Linked DNA regions of Homo sapiens: region 1 is linked to region 2. Evidence: chromatin loops called from intact Hi-C (ENCODE). Cell type or tissue: gastrocnemius medialis. All regions are shown on one strand. Each heading gives the region's core, and the rest is flanking DNA. Links, peaks and the distances in the headings are about the cores only. Region 1 overlaps COBL (cordon-bleu WH2 repeat protein). Region 2 overlaps COBL (cordon-bleu WH2 repeat protein).

Region 1 (6,950 bases), core at 682-5,681, 100 kb after region 2:
GCCAAAGAAAAATGAGAAGTAGCAGAAGAACTTCGACCTAAGTCACATGCCTTATACAACAATTAACTCAAAATGGACCACTGATCTAAATGGAAAAGTAAAGGTATAAAACCTTCAGAAGAAACATCCAAGAAAATATTCATGGCCTGGGTTAGGCAAGAGTTCCTAGATATGGTGCCTAAATCATGTCTAGAGCATAAAGTTTAAAAAAAAAAAAAAGCTGTACTTCTTCATAATTAAAATTTTCTACTCTTCCAAAGACACTGCTAAAGAATAAAAACACAAGATACTGACTGAAAAAAAAAAATCTGCAAATCACATATGACCTAGGAGCTGTATCCACATTATATAAAGAAACTTCAAGTAACTAAAAAAAAAAAAGCAAAAAAAAATCTAATTTTAAAATGGCAAAGGACATGAACAGATACTTCTTAAAATAAAATATCCAAACAGCCAAGAAACATATGAAAAAACTGTTCATCATCATTAATCATCAGAGAAATGCAAATCAAAACCACAATGAGATGCCATCTCACACTAGTCAGGACGGTGATTATCAAAAAGTCAAAAAATAACAGATGTTGGTGAGACTGTAGAGAAAGGGGAATACATACACTGTTGATGGGAATGCAAATTAGTTCAGCCACTGTGGAAAGTAGTTTAGAGATTTCTCAAAGAACTTAAGCATAACTACCATTCAATGAAGCAATCCCATTACTGGATATATATCCAAAGGAAAAGAAACCATTGTGCCAAAAAGACACATGCCACTCATATGTTCACTGCAACACTATTCACAATAGGAAAGACATGGAATCAACCTAAGTGCCCATCAATGGTGGACTGGATTAAAAAAATATGGTACATATACACCATCGAATACTACACAGCCATAAAAAAGAATTAAATCATGTCCTTTGCAGCAACATGGATGCAGCTGGATGCCACTATCCTAAGTGAATTAATGCAGGAACAGAAAACCAAATACTGCATGTTGTTACTTACAAGCGGGAGCTAAACATTGAGTACACATGGACACAAAGATGGGAACAACAGACACTGGCGATGTTGGAGGTGGGGAGGAAAGGAGAGGAGCATGGGTACCACACTCACTACCTGGATAATAGGATCAGCCATTCCCCAAACCTCAGCATCCCGCAATATACCCATGTAACAAAACTGCATATGAACCCTCTTATTCCAAAATAAAAGTTGAAAAATCAAAAAATAAAAACAATCCCACAGAATAAGAAAACAAACAACCCTTTGAAAAACAGGCAAAAGACTTAAAAGACAGGCAAAAGATTTCCCCCAAAAAGACATATGGATGGTAAATAAACACATAAAGCTTCGCCATCGTTAGCCTTTAGGTAAATGCAAGTTAAAACCATGATGTAATACTAATATATAAGAATAGCTAAAATGAAACAATCTTAAAAATATCAAGTGCTGGTGAGGATACAAAGCAATTGGAGCTCTCATGCACTGCTGGTGGGAATGCAAAATGGTACAGACACTCTGGGAAACCATTTGGCAATTTCCTAAAATGTTAAACACTTTATGCATATAGTTATGACCCAGCACTCCCACTCCTGGGTATTTACCCTAAAGAAATGAAACTGTAGGTTCACACAAACACCTGTACATGAATGTTTATAGCAGCTCTATTCACACTCACAAAACACTGGAGAAAACCCAGATGTCCTGCAATGGGTGGATGGGTAAACAAACAGTGGTGGACCCATATGATAGAAGATGACTCTGCATAATAACTGGGCTACAAAGTGAGACTCTGTCTCAAAAAAAAAGAAAAAAAAATGAATGAACTACTGACAGTTGACTGAAAGGAGCTGAATCTCAAAGGCAGTATGCTGTGCGAAAGAGGTTAGGTTATACCCTACAATTCCATTTATAGGGCATTCTCAAAAAAGATTATAGTGATGGAGAACAAATCAGTGGTTGCCAGGAAGAGAACAAAAGAAAATGCTGGGGTGATGAAAGTGTTCTGTGTGCTAATTGTGGTATCTATGCACATGTTAAAATTCATGGAATTATGAAAGAAGTCAACTGGACTCCATTTTGGTTTAAAAAGTAAAATTTAAAAAATACAAATGGGGGCCAGGCATGATGGCTCACGTCTGTAATCCCAGCACTTTGGGAGGCCGAGGCGGGTGGATCACCTGAGTTCAGGAGTTCGAGATCAGCCTGACCAACAAGGTGAAACCTTGTCTCTACTAAAAATACAAAAATTAGCCAGGCATGGTGGCAGGCGCCTGTAGTCCCAGCTATTTGGGAGGCTGAAACAAGAGAATTGCTTGAACCCGGGAGGCAGAGGTTGCAGTGAGCTGAGATCCCGCCACTGCACTCCAGCCTGGGCAACAGTCTCCAAAAAAAAAAAAAAAGAAAGAAAGAAAAAACAACAATAATGAAAATGGGGCTGGGCGTGATGACTCACACCTGTAATCCCAGCACTTTGTGAGGCCGAGGCAGGTGGCTCACCTGAGGTCAGGAGTTCGAGACCAGCCTGGCCAACATGGTGAAACCCTGTCTCTACTAAAAATACAGTAATTAGCCAGGCATGGTTGGGGGGTGCCTGTAATCCCAGCTACTCGGGAGGCTGAGGCAGGAGAATCGCTTAAACCCAGGAGGTGGAGGTTGCAGTGAGCTGAGATCACGTTATTGTACTTCAGCCTGGGCAACAAGAGCAAAACTCAGTCTCAAAAAATAAAATAAATAAATAATAATTTTAGAAAATACAAATGGGAAATAAGAACTGAATTCAAATACTAGTCTTCAAGATGGATATCTATGGAAATACTCTTCTACCTACTCAACTAATTGTATGCAACTAATTTACTCAACCTGTCCTTGTTAAAATATGAACAAGAACAATATAAGAAGTCATCAGGGTTAAAACTGTAAAGAACAATATAAAATAGTCCTCAGGAGTGCAGGGCCAAAACGTCTTGTTTCCACTTGTGCATAATGATAGCACAGAGAGAAAGGAGAACAGAGCCCTGCATAGTCTAAAGTCAGCAGCATCTCCTCCCAGCATGCCCACCGCACTGGTGCTCAGGGTCCAGTGAGGAATGGACAGCAACTGATTGTTTCATAACAGTTTCCTTTTTAAATTGTTATTCTTTCCCAAATAGTCTTTTCAACAAATGATGTTATAACAATTGGGAACAAGTCTATCATTTGATTATTTTGCAAGTCGTTCTACATACTTGTGTCCTTCCCTCTCTGTGTTCTCATTGTCTGCTCTCCTAAGTCACCTCCCAAGTGACTCTAGGCTCCCAGAGCCACAGACCTCACTGCCCTCCTGCTGACACTTCCTCTCAGCCCTCCCTGGATCCTGTGTCACTGCACTCGGGTGTGGCCCTCCACAAAGCAGCCAGAGCTTGTTTTCTAAAACAGGAGCTTATGATCTTCCATGGCTCCTCCACTGCCTACAACGGAGCTCTGCCGGGCAGCAGGGCTCAGAGGACCTTCATGTGCTGATCCTGCCCATCTGCTCTCCTGCTTACCTCCCGTCCTAGAGTGCCACCTCTCCTTATTCCAGAAATAAGACTCAGTCTCAAACACTTCTGTGCCTTGCACACAGTAGCTGTGCTAACAATGTCTGCAAATTATATGTGAACACTCCCAGCAAGCCACAGAATGGAAGTGAACAGCAGTGATCAGAACAAACAACTACAAGTAATTACCTTTCAGTGCCAAAAACAATGACGCCTCCTTTGAGGAAACGCAACTTGTCCTACTTTCAATAATGAGAACTATGGAAATTATTGTTTCCCTGTTGCCCAGCTTGTCAGAAACATAAAGACCGAACTGATGTTCAATTGCAGGACACAGATTTGCTTTCATGGCTGATATCTCTCCCCTCTCTGCCTTTCTTTGGCCTGGTTTCCTGTGTCTATTTTTGTTCATCCTCCTGCATGCCAGCCCTATACGAGGGCCTTGGGAAAACAAATGAGATACAGAGAAAAATGGCAGCTCAGGAAAACAGAAATACCCCTAAGATGCTGCAAAGCAAAATGTTCCACATGAGCAGCAGTAACCTTAGGGTGGTCATATTTGCAACCTGAATGAAAGGTGGTGACTGCTCAAGATCAACACTTGGACTTGAGCAAACACAATCAAATGCATACACCAATCACAGAGACTCAATAGAATGGGCAAGTCACAATGCCAGTGGCATAAATTATGTGCTACTGGTTACCAGAGGACAATGTGTGCCATCAGCACATCTAATTTGCATTATTTTGAAATCTGACTGCTAATCATTGGGGAACATGGATTCTGAAGGAACAGGCAAACTAGAATGCCTGGCCGGGTGATCACCAGGGTCCTTTCCAGCAGAGATAATGTGAAACCTGCAATGTCACAACTCAGATTGCTGGCTTGGAAAAAGCTTGTCTACATTGTAAAATGATTTGTGCTCAGCCTTCCTTTAAATCTTGTCTTAATCAGAAGTTAGTTTACCCCTAAATAAACACAGATATCAGAACAAAGGGTGCGTGAAAGATGTGTGCTATCTTTCTAAATTCAAATTTAGGCTCGCCCCACCCTGCTTAAGCCTTCCTGGGCTCCCTACTGCCCTGACTTTCTCTCCAGCTTCCCACACAACCTCAGCCTCGGCCCCTCCTTGTGAGTTTCAGGAAGATTAAACTGCTCAAATAATAACCCTGAATACTAATATGCTAAATCCCACTTCCCCCAGACACCTGGGCCAGCACCCTTTCTGGCACCATGCATACTCCCCTCTCCATGTGAACACCTTGACCTCAGGTAGGAACTCCAGTGCCACTCCCTGAAGCAGGGTGCCTCCCCAGGTGTGTGCCCTTCCCTCCGGCTGGTGTCTGCCATAGCAACACCACACTGTACTGCATGGAATCTGCCTCTGCCCCTCACCATCCTCCCCAAGAGCAAAGGCCACGTCTTCTTTAGGTCTCCAGCACCTTGCACAGTGCCCATTCCTGCCAGGGGCTCACAACCCTTGGGGTATGACTGAATAAACAGATGAACGGCTAGCTGCATGGAGCGCCAGAGCAAGGAAAGCAGAAATCCCTGTTAGAGCCAGCAAGCCATCGCGAGGCAGCGAAGAAAGACTGAGGGGCACAGCGGGGAACAGGCATCTCGGGGACCACAAGCAAGGCTGAGGCACACAGACACACAAGGGGTGTCTGAGTGACCAGAAGATACAGACATGAACTGTGAGGGCACATTCACAGAGTCACCAGAAAGGAGATTGCTGAGGCCAACCTCTGTGTCTTCCAAAGTCCTAGCCAGGAGTCCTAGCACAAGGATCATATACAACTGTAAAAAGTTACCTTGAACACAATCTGGGAAATTTAAGTATGGACAGGAAATTAGCTGTCATTAAGGAATTACTGTCAGGCAGGGTAATGAGGTGACAGTCATAAAAAAGCAAGCTTTATCAAGCCAGGCATGGTGGCTCATGCCTGTAATCCTAACACTTTGGGAGGCTGAGGCAGGCGGATCACCTGAGATCAGGAGTTCAAGACCAGCTTGGCCAACATGGTGAAACCCTCTCTCTGCTAAAAATACAAAAATTAGCTGGGTGTGGTGGTGGATGCCTGTAATCCCAGCTACTCGGGTGGCTGAGGAAGGGGAATCACTTGAACCCAGGAAGTGGAGGTTGCAGTGAGCCGAGACCACGCCATTGCACTCCAGCCAGGGCAACAAATCGAGACTCCGTCTCAAAAAAAAAAGTAAGATTTATCAGTGCACAATCAGCACAGAAGTATTTACAAATGAAAAGATAGAATGGGGAGCTTTTGCCTTAAAACGTTCAAGCCAAAAATAAAAATAAGAAGTGGGGCCAGGCACAGTGGCTCACACCTGTAATCCCAGCATTGCTGGGAGGCTGAAACAGGTATATTACCTGAGGTCAGGAGCTGTGGACCAGCCTGACCAACATGGTGAAACCCTGTCTCTACTGAAAACACAAAATTGGCTGGGTGTGGTGGAGGGCGCTATTTGGGAGGCTGAGCAGGAGAATCTCTTGAACCCAGGAGGCGGAGGCTGTAGTGAGCCGAGATTGTGCCACTGCACTCCAGCCTGGGCAACAGAATGAGACTTTGACTCAAAAAAAAAAAAAAAAAGTGGGAGAATTGCCAAATGTTAAAAACTGCCAAAGCTCATTAATGGACCCATACGATTTCTTTACTATGTTCTCTGCTTTTATTTACATTTGAAAGGTTCCATGTCCATTTTGTCATTTTAAGGTACCCACTGAATGGAATGAAATGAATCTTCAAATCAATGACTGTTGATTATTATATTTGAGGAAATCCCATAAAAAGTCATCCATTCCAAGAGTATTATGTTTTAAAGAATCTGATTAGAATGAGTACTATTTAAATATGACTGATAAAGACATTAAAAAACGTCCATCAGAAGCTGGAAAAACATAATTCAGCCAACCTAATCACATTCTTTAAATGGCCCCTTTATTTCCTGAAGCCAGGTATTAGAAAGGGACACATTCTATTTGCTGACGCAAAAGGCATTCTTGTGCATTTCTAGGTAGCTGTTCTCCTTTAGCCTCTTCAGCACACATCTGTGAGACCTGCTGCCAGCTCTGAGGGAGACCAGGCTGAGCACTCCCCTGTGTGGAGGGTCCCTCCTGTCTGGGATCTTGTTCTGTCCCCTCCTCCCTCCACACTCCAGAGCCTAGAAAGCAAAGCTCCTTCCAAGGCCCGTGGCTTGCCCAAGCCCAACTCTTTGCAGCCCCTGCAGGCCCCGAGCAGCCCTGAGTAAAGAGGAGCAGGGCCCTCTAGGGATGCCCACGTATCCCAGGCCTGGGCACACAGGTTTCATGCACCCCACAGCCAAGGCTGCTGCTACCCTGGGGCCAGGATTCCACTTTCCCTTGAGTGACACAATGACAGAATTGAAGGAATAAGTTACTAAACACATGTGAT
Region 2 (6,950 bases), core at 590-5,589:
TAGTGTCATGATTTGCTCAGGAAAGGCCTTTGTCATTACTTCATTCCATTCTTCTCTGCCAGGGCATACAGATATGACAAGAAGAAGGAAAGTGGAGGTGTTCCTGGAGGATAGAAAAATGATTTTTCCCATATCACTGCCAACTGATAGCAAGAGCTCTATACCATTGGTGGCAGAATCATGGACTGGGATTTTACAAATTCTGCCATCAGACTATTAATGCAAACAAGGTAACCCTCAATTAACTTCTTGACCTGCTAATATATGATTTCACATTTGAGTTAGAGAACACACACAGCAGTCAGTGCATTAATAACACAGGCGTGAACACTGATAGCGTCCACACAGCAAAGCAAAAACCCAGCACACACGCTCCTGATATCACGCTGTAGGAGCAAAGGTGCACATCCTAGCCACCAGGGCAGGGCCAGGACACTTGGTTACATGCAGGAGGCTCCAGTGGAGGCACTGAGCAGGCTCCACATCGCACAGTACCCAAATCAGAGGGCCCACTGCAACATGGTGCAGCAGCACCAATGCATGTGTGCAAACGCGCTGTAAAGTTAGTTGCAGCAAGCCCTCTATTAGGTACAGAGCTATAAAGAGGAAAACAGAGCACACAGTTAAGACTGCATCTAAACTATTATATGCTTTAATATGTATGTTTATAACCAAGGATGTTTCTAGAATTGAGTGGTATGTGACATGGACCAACGGATGCTCACGAACTGACGATGGGGTTACACTTTCAGTTCACGACGGCTTTATCCAGATGTGACCCCATCGTAAGTCCAGGAGCATATTGAATGCATAGCACTTTCACACCATGGTAAAGTTGAAAAATCTTAAGTTGAGAAATTGTCTATGTTGAAACAGATGACATCATAGTATCCTACTGATAATCGAGAAGTAGAGCATTTTCCTAGTACACAAGCTGTATTACACCGACCACAGAAAGGACAGACTGCATCAGAAAACTGCAATGAGATCTAGCCTGTTGTTTCTCTTCTTGAATGAGGACAGTGGCTGATCATCACCTCTAAGGACTGAGGTCGGCTCCCTGACGAAGGGTCCAGGACAGCCCCGGCACCAGAATGCCCCTCAATAGTGGGAGAGACACTTTCTCATGCAGCTACAGCCTGCAGCTGTCTGGAGGCACCAGGGGCCTGTGACTCACAGTGCTGAGCTGCGCCTAACACTGATGGTCTATTTTTAGAGGTGAGGCTTTGGTCTCAGTCACTGACTGATAGGGGCCTCCTATGAGGCCTCTAGAGGCTTGGCAGACACTGAAGAAGAACTGGTTTGGGAGCAAAGTAGGAGAACTCAGTGTTCCCATCAGCCAAAATTTCCAGAGGCTGCCCAGCTATAAAGCAGAGCAACAATGAACAACTGATGCATAGCCAGCCCTCGAACACACGCAAGTGAGCTCTAGAACCCATGGTGCCTATGGTATGATAAGCTGAGGGTGGCATTTATTTTGTTTGAATTTACTCTAATTTACACGTAATTAAATATTAAGAAAAGTGTGGGAACTCACACAGTCTGCAAGAAAGTTTTACTTTCTGAAGCATTACAATGATTTGAAAAATGTTAAAGATGAATTGCAGAGTGGCAGAGAAGGATGAAGGACCCTTAAAGACCAACGAGTCCAAACCACTCACTTGTCTAGAGGAGGAGACTCAGTGACCAGAACAAGGCCATAAGGAGTAAATGGAAGCGGGGGACCAGGTCAACATCTGCAAATGTACAATGGGCATTCTACATATGTATATACATATATGTATATGTTTAAGTATATATATATATATATATATACACACACACACACACACACACACATATATCTATATCTGCCTATATATACATATAAACATCTCTTTCTGTATAGAAATATCTCTATGAAACTTAAATAGATGTTGGAATAAATGCAAAATCTGGACTAATCATTTGCATACTTGTCTATGACAGAAAAGGTTAAATTTTAAAATCCATACTGTCCCAAATTCTGTAGCATGCAGGATGGCCTTCAGGGGCAGGTAAGCATGGGCAGGCAGAGGTGAAAAGGAAAGGGTGCCTTTCCTGCGCACACCACTTCTGATCTGCCCTGAATTATTGGGCAACAGAATTTGTTTTCTGTAACAGCCTCCCTCATTTCTCATCAATTAGAGCCACACAGCAAATTCTCCTAAGAAGCATTCTTATCTGAACCAACCAGGGAATCAAGAAACCAAACCAAAATCTCATGTCAGCCTCGCATGCACCTTCAGGAGGGCCCCAAGCCAAACTTCCATTCCTTGGAGTCTGGCACAAAAACATCACCTCTGTGCAGCTCTGACCCCAGAGCCATGCATAGTGCAGCCTCACAGCGGGAGCGGGAAGCCCCAGGTTCACTGTACCTTGACAGCTCAGGGAAGGCTCGGACTGAGTTTTGCTCAGACGAACTGGAAAAGGCAGGCAATGAGAGAGTGAGGTCCAGCTTTGAGATGTGTGGGAGTCCCTGACCCAGGCCTTGGCCCTCACAAGCCTCAGAGGGGGGCTGTCCTGCTGCAGCAGTGAGAAGGTCTCTTGCTGGGTCAGCTTGCCTCTCTGGGCTGGCCCTCTCAGGGCCACAGCTGCATAGCCTGCTAAGCACCGCTGAGGACGCAGGTGGCAGCAGAGCCCTTGGCTTTATCAAGATGCTCCCACCGGGGATTCCAGGGGAGGGCAGGCCTCTGCGTAGCAATGCCTCACCTCCTGCCAGCTGCCCTTCTGTTCTCCAGCAGTGGTAGGGCTCAGGAGTGGACGTCTGTCCCCTCCAAGTGCCTACCAAGAGGATTGAAAGTAAGGGCTCCTCCAGCAGTACCCAGCAGGCCTGCCCAGGGCGGTTGTAGGGGAGAAAGGGAGCCTCGGAGATGGCCTCTGGACAAGTGTCTTTTCTTTTCGAATATTTGACAGTGAGCAGGAGGCAGGCATTTGGCAGGGACGGTAATCAAATGTCACAGCTGGCATGGCACAGGCATGGTCCAGACGAAAGGGGTGCTGGCCACAAGGCTGGAGCAGAGCCCCCATGGTGGGGAAGCTCGTGGTGCCTTGGGGGTGGGGTGGAAAGGGCCAAAATGTCCAAAGGAGTAGAGAGGGGGACTTGGAGGTTTGGGAGCAGCTAGTTCCAACCAAGGGCAGAAGTGCTTCCAAATCTGAACGGCCAAGCTGACCGCACCGGCTTGTTCTGCTCTGTCCCATATGAGGATCAGAAGAGATGCTCTGGGCCCCTGACCACATGAACACTTCAGCTCCTACATTCCCAATGACCATGGGCTATCCTGGGTCCTCTCCTTCACAGACAGGCAGGTTTTATATCACTTCTCCCAAGTGCCAGGTTCAACATCTACCTTTCAAGATACATCCAAGTGGTAGCATGTAACAGAAACACTTGTAAGCCTTTTTATTTCAGATACCTGAACGTGAAACAGTTTTCCCTTTATTTTTCTTTTTATCTTAACAAATGGAAGCTGTTTCCAAAGAGTCATGTAAACCAAATTTAAATAGTGCTGATATACTCAGTGCCACCAGGCCTTTGCAGCAATACTGAGACTATTTCTGTCTGTGTTTTAAAAAAGACACTGGATAAAACACAAGATGCATTATTCTCAAATGTCAGAGTACTTTTTTTGAAGAAATAAACAGTCCATGTATCTTATACTCAACTGAGCCAAAACCCTCTCTTGAATGTCAAATCAGATCTAGATGCCAGATACCCAGGAAGACAAGGGCGGACTTGGCGGGGAGAGGAAGGCTGGACAGAGATTCCACTATGATCATGGATTTCACAATAAACTTGGTATTAAGAAAAAATATGGCCAGGCGCAGTGGCTCAGGCCTGTAATCCCAGCATTTTGGGAGGCCAAGGCAGGCGGATCACCTGAGGTCAGGAGTTCGAGACCAGCCTGGCCAACGTGGTGAAACCCCGTCTCTACTAAAAACACAAAAATTAGCCGGGCATGGTGGGAGGTGCCTGTAATCCCAGCTACTCAGGAGGCTGAGGCAGGAGAATCACTTGAACCTGGGAGGTGGAGGTTGCAGTGAGCCGATATTGCACCATTGCACTACAGCCTGGGCTATAAGAGTGAAATTCCATCTCAAAAAATAAAAAAAAGAGAAAAAATACATTTTTGTTGGAAAAAATTAGAAAAAAAAGTCATAGAAAAACAGGAAAAACTTGAATATGTATATATTTTTTAAACTCAACCTATTCAATATTTGTGGAATAATGAAACAGAGACAACAGACATCAAATGAGGCTTATTAGAAGAGAAACTTTTACGAAGTCCATTTTGATCATTCTAAGGTCAAGGAATATAACATTTCCTTTGGCCTGACAGTAGCAGTTAGCACTCTATATCAATCAGAAACATGTGCTTACACAACATAACAGTCTCTGCACCAGCAAGGCCTCTGGGCTGCCACTCTCACCAGTGGCTCTAACTGTGGCCTCATACTAAAAGCCAGTTTCACATGATGAGCAAGCAGGATGACACTGGCAACACAGTGAGGAGGCCTAAGGTGGCCCTAAAGTTATCTTCAGGAATGGATCTCACGCACTGTAATTGTTCAGTTTTAGAGAACAGCTAAATGAATTTCTGCCACTGGTTTTAGACATGAGCAATGTTTGAAACCTGGGAACAGCAGTTAATGGCAACTGAAAAAGAAAATCAAGATAATTTTTTTTTTAAAGAGACAGGGTCTCACTCTGTCACCTAGGCTGAGGGCAATGGTGCAATCATAGCTCAGTGCAGCTTCAACCTCCTGGGTTCAACCAATCCTCCAGCCTCAGCCTCTCCAGTAGATGGGACTACAGGAATGGGGATGCACCACCACGTCTGGCTAATTTTAAAATTTTTTTGTAGAGACGGGGTCTCACTATTTTGTCCAGGCTGGTCTTGAACTCCTGAGCTCAAGCCATTCTCCTGCCTCAGCCTCTCAAAGTGCCAGGATTACAAGTGTGAGCCACCAACCCACAAGAAAGTATTATAGATGGTTTGGAGTAGTTACTTCAGAGCATAAGCTCTAATCTCACCTCACCTTTTCCCCTTTTACTTATGTCGTGGAAGTTTGCAGGGAGACAAAGGATAAAGGACATGTTCAGGGCTGGGAGAAAGGAGGCACAGCTCAATCCAGAGGAATGAAAACAGGCCAGATTTCTTTTTTGCCTACTTCAACTTGACTTGCCTGGAACTTCATGTACCCATCTCTCCCTGGCGCTACTGAGAGTGCTGGGGAGAGCCAACAGGGGACATGTACACGCCGCGCATCCGTGTGATTATGGGCAGGTGCGTGAGACGCAGCGGGGCCTCACCTCTTCTGTTGTCCCACGCGTAGAGCTCCTTTATCCCGAGCTCGTTCAGGGACTTGGACAGCTCCAGCTCCTCTCCGGCAATGTTGTCCCTGAGGAGAACCACGTGCTCTGGGCTGACCTCACACTTTGCACAAATGACTGGGAGAATATTCTGGAGAGGAACCTCAGGGCTCACACGCACAACAGCTTTTTGTGTCCGCAGGTAATTCACGACCAAACGCACAGATTTCTGGAAGAACACACAGGCAAAAAGAATTCAGTAAGATATCCTCCCACAAGCCTTCAACTCTTGTGTCAATTTGACAATTGGGTGTGGCAGGATTGTGTGTAGCCTGAATCCTTCTTCCACAAATTGAGTGAGTAATGGGGGAAAACAGCATAATGAATATTGAAAAACAAATGTCTAGAATAATAAATCTGGTTTAGAATCTCTTGCTAGTGAACAAGCTGCTAACAACACAGCGAAATAAACATCAGGGAAGACTCTACATTTAAAATCCAACACATATACTTTACTGTCTTCCAAGGGTTCTGGCCAGATGTGAACACATGGCACTTATATGCATTTTCTAAAAAAAAAAGTTTGGAAGCAGTATGAATAATTTAAAGAAAAACCCTCCAAAAACATGACATCAAAGTTTTAAGGAGTCAAAATATCCACATAAATACAGGAATATCTATATATGTACATAGATATATATATATATAAATACATATATACTGTATATATGTACTATATACACACATATATGAAACATATACAGTGTGTACACAGACCTACATGTATTTATGTATACACACTACACACACGTATTTAAGCTATAAATATATTTTAAAAAACACCAGGCATATATAATAATCAGGAAGAAAAACACTCAGTTGACTAATGCTAATTCTAAATGACTGCAGATAAAGTGGTAGTCATTTTTCTCCCACTTTTTGATTATTTTTCTTCCGCTTTTACTGATCACTCTAATTGTGCTAAGACACTGTAGAGCTGGACACAGTAAATGTAGATTGAACAAAAGAGCAGCAAAGGAAGGCCTCACGCTCTCTTCCAGCCTGCGTACCAGGGCCCAGTGGCTGGGATAACAATGCATTTTGGGAGAAAAGACGGAACCTACTGCTCCTTTACTGGTCCTCTCCTGCCCTAACAAGTGGAATCATGCAGATGCCTGGGCTCACCTGCCCTGAGAAGCAGGAAGTCAAGGGAAGACGCAAGGTATATACAGAGATGCTCTGCCTCAAACACTGTTTACTTGAGGAATAAGGGGAAATCTCTGGTCAGAGTGTTCCAGATAACAGTGAGAATGCACTAACCAATCAATCCTAGAAATTAATAGGAGATTAATGTTGGCTGCATTACCATTTTTAAAAGCAGGAAAATTTAGAAGGTCTGCTAAGAATATGAAAGTAACATTGCTTTTAATTTTAGCTAAAAGATTAATATCAAAGCCTTATTTAAAAGTACAATAAAGCTGGGTATGGTGGTTCAGGCCTGTAATCCCAGCACTTTGGGAGGCTGAGGTGGGTGGATCACCTGAGGTCAGGAGTTCAAGACCAGACTGGCCAACATGGTGAAACCTTGTCTCTACTAAATACACAAATTAGCCGGGTG

The links. Peaks named below come from ENCODE experiments on the same cell type or tissue, not always from the same donor. Only the 100,000 strongest peaks of a DNase experiment are listed, where the experiment ranks them.
Region 1: a loop joins it to region 2, with 2.8 times the contacts of the local background. A loop is called at or near these places in 1 of 110 quality-filtered maps.

The regions. Positions count from the first base shown.
Region 1 is chr7:51,286,036-51,292,985 of GRCh38, forward strand. All of the region lies in intron 1 of COBL (cordon-bleu WH2 repeat protein), which reads right to left. Among named protein-coding and RNA genes, the nearest start is that of COBL, 27 kb to the right of the region's middle. In gastrocnemius medialis, for the core only: no CTCF peak of the experiment used is centred there; a DNase peak (open chromatin) is centred at 3,356; H3K4me3 peaks cover 949 bases; H3K27ac peaks cover 4,707 bases.
Region 2 is chr7:51,185,518-51,192,467 of GRCh38, forward strand. COBL (cordon-bleu WH2 repeat protein) reads right to left here. Exons shown (of 13, transcript NM_015198.5): 4 at 5,333-5,561. Among named protein-coding and RNA genes, the nearest start is that of COBL, 130 kb to the right of the region's middle. RefSeq lists enhancers at 2,251-2,857, 2,858-3,463. In gastrocnemius medialis, for the core only: a CTCF peak has its summit at 2,650; DNase peaks (open chromatin) are centred at 1,164, 2,674 and 5,360; H3K27ac peaks cover 2,436 bases.